2 separate regions of the Mus musculus genome follow, and region 2 is linked to region 1. A link is a loop called in an ENCODE intact Hi-C map of the cell type or tissue named here. Cell type or tissue: heart. All regions are shown on one strand. Each heading gives the region's core, and the rest is flanking DNA. Links, peaks and the distances in the headings are about the cores only. Region 1 has its middle 62 kb from the start of Gm30459. Region 2 overlaps Slco3a1 (solute carrier organic anion transporter family, member 3a1).

Region 1 (2,916 bases), core at 171-2,670:
GCTTAGTTTTTATCACATTGATTAAGCCCAAGACATTTCCTGTTATATTTATAAATCTATGTTTGTATTTTTTTTTTTTTACTTCCAGAATATAATTCTCCTAAGAAGCCTGGGGCACTTATACATTTAAAATTCTGATCCATTCAACTCTCCTCAGGAGACACAGAATGGTACAGAAATCCCAAGTGGTGGGTGCTTAATGGAAAACCAAGAAATACAACAATTTACATGTCCATATATATATAAAGAGCTCTGACCTCCTGGTAGGAAAGGAAATGTGAATTAGGAGTGAAATGAGGTTAGAAACAATAATGAAGCCAGAACAGAATGAGAGTCCTGGGGCAAAATTGGAATATTTGTATTCAGAGGTGTTTTCTTCAGAGAATCCGAAGGCCAATGATGTGAACAAGAGACCTGACCACACAGGATCAGAGGGACACCAGTGTAGACATTACCTGGAAAGTCCTTCCTCACAACTCAGCCAGCCTTCTCTCTTCCAATAATTGCATTTTTTCATACTAAGGGGTCACAATTAATTGTTGAGTTTGTCACAGGCTCATACATACTGAGGTTATAAGCTTTGCTTTCGCAAATATTTGCTTTTGTTTGCACAGGTTTAGTCTGTACCTTGTAACAGAACAAGAAATAACCTCAACATTCATATAAAATGTCTTCGTTTCCTAAAAATGCTTGTTTATGATTGATTGTATTTGCATACTGTTCAGCCTGGAACTGGTTGCTGCCTTCTTTTCTGTTCTGCTCTGTGGAGCATCCGTCTCTGCAGGGCAAACACTGGGTCTCTGAATTCTTCTGCCTTGTCATTCTGCTTGTGTGGAGGGGTCCCCAGTGCAACTTTGCAAGTTCAAGACCTGTAAGGGTTACAAAGTGAATTTGAGACCAGCCTGTGAAACTTAGAAAAATCCCTTAAAAAAAAATGAATGTTTTAAAACGGCCTGAGGTGGGGTAGGGTAAATAATGGCGACACTATGGCTAAGTGTGAATATGTGACATTATTCTAAGTGTGGTTGCAGGGAACCTGGTGCCCCTTTCTGACCTCCATGGGTACACATGAAATTAAATATATCTTTTAAACACACACACACACACACACACTTTCACACACTGGTAGGAGCACAGCCGTGAGAGGGCATGTGGTGGGCATGCATGAGACTCTAGCATCAACTCCTTCGATCATCAGAAATCCACCCACCCTACCAAGAAGCAGAGGAGCTCTGGACATGTTGTCCTTTTCATTAAGAGTCACAGAGACTTCCCACCACCTCGAAGTAAGCTCTGAGTCTCTTCTTTCGGGAGAGAAGCTGCTTTGGTTTCTGACCTGATCTTTATCCTCAATTGTAGTTTCTAACTTTGAAATTTACTCACATTCTTCATAAGCAAGGCTTGTTTCTACCTCTGGGTGTTTGCAGGTGTCTAGTTCTCTAACTGAACCCACCTTGCCTCTTTTCTGCTTTCTTAGGCCTCTGAACTTCTGCATCCCCTTCAAAAGAGATGCCCAGCTTTTTGTCCCTTATTTCTCAGTGTCGTGTTTACCACATAAAATGCACATTTTGGGGATGAGAGATGGCTGAGCGGTTTAGAGCACTGATCCCTCTTTCAGAGGTCCTGGGTTCAGTTCTGAACAACCACACGGTGGTTCACAACCATCTGTAATGGGATCTGATGCCCTCTGCTGGCATGCAGATGTACATGCAGCTAGAAGAGTCATACATAAAAACATAAATCTTAAAAAAAAAAAAAAAACAATTTGTTATTTCCTTACCACTTATTTCCTCCAGAGAACCTCTGTTTAAGATAACATGCTGCGAACATCATTTATGAGTTTCTGGCAACCACATTAAACACTGTAAAAGCTCCAAGTGATTAACCTTAACTATCATATTGGCCCTCATCTATCCAAAGTATATTTTTGTTGTTTTCAATATGGAATGACTGCATAGATGATCAGGATATCTTCTATTCTTTTCATAATTATTCTTAGAAGCATTGTATATATTTCAAAACGCATATATCACATGACAAATATGGCACTAAAAGCTTGTACTTCATAATTTCATGAGATTTGTAATCTTTAAAGTTCAGAAAGGAGATCCAAGCCAGGAGATGGATCATCAGGTAAAAGCTCTTGGTTTGCAAGCCTAAGAACCCGAGTTCAGTGCTCAAGTTGTGCTCTGATACGACATTTATAGTTACTCAGTGGCTCACAATACTGATCTCTGTCTCTGTCTCTGCCTCTGTCTCTCTGTCTCTCTGTCTCTCTCTCTCTCTCACACACACACACAAACACACAAGCCATTAATGAATACATAATTTTAAAGGAAGCCTCTACCTCTATTTATCCAAGCCAATGTGAAAGTTTTCCAAGAACTAGATTATAATAATTTTTAATTGAAATTAAATAGCCATAAATGTTCTTCTACTGAACTAACCACATTTCAGGGGTGTCACGGTTCCAGACAGCCAGGGCCAGGATTAAGCTTTGAGCATCCAGGGTCTAGGTAGTAAGGTCCTTGAGAAGGTGGTTCCTCTAGCTACACTCATGTCCTCCCATTGGGTTCTATGCCGACGGAGCAGCCTGGAGATCCAGCTCGTCTTCTATCTCCATGCCTTGGGCAGGAAGCACAGAGCTGATGTTCACTTGGCAGGCAGGTATTCAGTGTCGTAGTGTGGAGTGGTGATTGAACCCACTGTGGGTTCTCTGCTGTCAGGTTTTAATGGAGACATTTGGGACACAAGTAAATGACTAGATTTTCTTTCTGAATGACAGGAGACTGTGCATCATGAATCATAAATAAATAAATAAATAAATAAATAAATAAATAAATAAATAATAAATATCCATCAACTGACTTATTTCCAGAAAGTTTGCCTAATTTTTTATGTGATTCTAGATTCTGT
Region 2 (2,916 bases), core at 187-2,686, 340 kb before region 1:
AGAGAGCATCTGCGTATATGATGTGTATATGGTGTGTGTATATGTGTGCAAGTGTTTGAATGTGTGAGTGCAAACACACACCTGCACACACAGAGGTAGAGGACAGCCTTGGGAGTTCACCTCACTGTCTACCTTGGTAGCCACAGGATGTCTTAGTCCTCATTGTGTAGGACAGGAGAGCAGGCCTCCAGCTTCTGGGGGAATCTCCCTTCTTGCCTCAGGACCACTGGAATCTACCTTAGCATGGGTTCTAGCATTCTGCACTAAGGTCCTCACACTTGCGAGGCAAACACTTTACCATCTGTGTCACCTCTCTGGTCCCTAGAGACTGTGTCTAAAGCACAGACTATTTCAGAGATTGCAATAGAGTCCAAGGTGCTAATCAAAGGGAAATGCAAGCAGCAGACACTCCTGGCTGTCCTTGAGAAGGTGGCAAGGGAGGAGCTAAAGCCCAGCCTCAGGAGGACACCAAAGGACAGAGGTCTCACATGACAGCCTTGACTTCTTAACAAAACTGAGTGAGACAACACAGGGTGGGGGAAGGGCAGAGCTAAGGGTTCTGTGCTTGACAAAAAAAAAGTCTAGTCTTTGAGGGAATGTAGTGGTGTCCTGGAGAGAGATACAGAGATTACTCTCAGAATGTGAAGATTTCTCTTCTGTGACATCTGGCCTGGTACACGCTGGCGACTGCTTCTGCCTCTGTAGGAGGAGAATGATCTAACTCATCTCTAGTTTGTGTAGTCGTAAAAGTAATACATTCTGAAAGTGGAGCCGCTCTCACCCCGCCATCCTGGAGTGACCACTTCTTCATATAAAGTTGTGGTCAGGGAACCATTCTGAGGAGCATGTCTGAGGAGTAGGATGAGAAAGCAGAAACTCAGAGAGGGGAGGGAGCAGCTCTAAGGACGTCCAGCGTCTCCATGGTGGAGATGGAGATAACCTCAGGTTCTAAGAGGAGGTGGATGTGACCTCGGGTTCTAGGAACTGCCCTACAAAATGCTACCATGACAACATAGAAAGAGGGCCGTTGACTCAGTCAGACTCAACCACTTTGGCTCATGCCTCAATTTCTAGATGACCAATAATATCTCAATGCCACATCTGGGAATAAGAATATCTGCCTTGTCAAACTGGGACTATTAGACACATTGGTGGGTGCACACAATATGACGGATGTCACCATAACTGTATCAGGACTGAAAAGATTGGGGAGGATGTCCTGTATGGCGTCCCCTCCTTAGTGTATGTTTCTGTAGCTGGGCTGCCTTTCTTTTAACTCTGCCTGGTCCCCTCCGGGATGAGGACACTCAGGCTGACTGTGACTCCTCTCACTAGAGGGCAGCACCAGTCTAGAAAGGAAGGAGCGCCCAGCTTTTCAAGCATCATCGGGCTCTCTTTGCCAGTAGCCAGTGAAACCTTTGGTGAGAACGTCGCTCTCCTCATCTTACAGTTGCCCTCCTTGCCCTCCATTTATACAGATTTAGCTCTCTGTCTTCCAAACCTCAGGTTGAAAATTCTCCCCTCTTAGGGAGCCTTCTGCATGCAACATGCATGAATAAAACATGATCGGTAAACAGCAGGAAGCCTGCAAGACACACAATACATATTTATCCATTGCTCACTGGCCACAGTCTGACAGCATTTTAACTGATGTGCTCTTGTCTGAGGAGGAAGAAGAGGAGGAAGAGGAGGGGAGAAGGCAAGGAGGGGTGGCAACCATTTATCCAGCACTTAAGACACTCCAGACGGTGCACAATTCATGAAATAAAATTATTGCTATGTAAAGTTTATAAAGAAAACACAACACTAACTCGGCTAAAGCCATAGGGCTATGACAGAGGCAGAGCTCATGTGGCTCTTCCCTCAGACTTATCACTAACTTCAAACTTGGTTGTACAGTGGAATCGCCTAGGAAACATAAATACTAATCCTGTAGGCCTGGCCCCTGATGCTGAGGAAGGCAGAGCAGGATGCTGCATGGGCACTACTCCCCACCTCAGCTTGGACTAGCTATCTTTCTTGTCACCGTGACTAAACACCTGACAACACTTATCTTGGCTCATGGTTCGAGGACACCCTGTGTCTGTCAGGAAAGGACAGTGGTGTGTGGTGGCAGGAGCTCATGTCTGAATGGATAGAAAGAAAGAGCAAACAAGAAGATGGCAAGGATATAAAGCCGGATCTGGTGACCTACCTCCCCAAGGGAAGCTCCATCTACCAAAAGTTCTACACCCTCCCAGAACAGCGCCACCTGCTGAAGACTGAGTGCTCACACCCACAAGAATCTGTGGGTCACTTCACATGCAAACACAAGAAAATGTAACATGTAGTACATGTAGTACGTGTAGTACATATGTAACATATGTAGTCAGGTAGAGAACCTTGGGCTTTTGAGGCTGACCTTGTGGTTCCTCGTTGAGCTTTAGCTCCAAGGCAGTGGACGGGATCTAGAAGGCACCTAGTGATAAGAAAGGGCTTGGGCTCTATCCGAGGCTAAGGCAGAGAGGGGGCTGGTCTAAAGCATGGACGTGGGGCGGGGCAGAACCTTAATTCCACTGGCAGCCAGTCAATCATCTCTGTACGCTGCCAGTACTGTGTACACTCTGATGAAAGCATGATGTGGTGCCTGGCACACCTGGTGTGGCCTCTAATGCTAGATAGCATGGCCTCAATCAGCTTAGCCCTCAACCCAGGTTTTCTCTATTGGAGGCAGAGTTGAAATCCCACACACCGTCCTAAGTCTGCCTTAGTGACTGCCTCCTTTGCTGAATCTCTCTAGGTTCCCTCATTTTTCTTCCCTTCTCTCCTTTGCCACACAGTTGGTCAGTCAGTGGTGTCTTCAGAGTTCTGCTTATGGTCTGTCTGGATACAAGACCAAAATTTCTTATTTGGAGAACATCTTAACAATCAGAGACA

The links. Peaks named below come from ENCODE experiments on the same cell type or tissue, not always from the same donor. Only the 100,000 strongest peaks of a DNase experiment are listed, where the experiment ranks them.
Region 2: it touches region 1 in a loop (7-fold over the local background); 26 of 42 quality-filtered maps call a loop at or near these places.

What each region holds. Positions count from the first base shown.
Region 1 is chr7:74,702,030-74,704,945 of GRCm38, forward strand. No RefSeq gene overlaps it. Among named protein-coding and RNA genes, the nearest start is that of Gm30459, 62 kb to the right of the region's middle. In heart, for the core only: a CTCF peak has its summit at 1,696 (motif pointing left); no DNase peak of the experiment used is centred there.
Region 2 is chr7:74,366,206-74,369,121 of GRCm38, forward strand. All of the region lies in intron 2 of Slco3a1 (solute carrier organic anion transporter family, member 3a1), which reads right to left. Among named protein-coding and RNA genes, the nearest start is that of Slco3a1, 190 kb to the right of the region's middle. In heart, for the core only: CTCF peaks have their summits at 1,336 (motif pointing right) and 2,262 (motif pointing left); no DNase peak of the experiment used is centred there.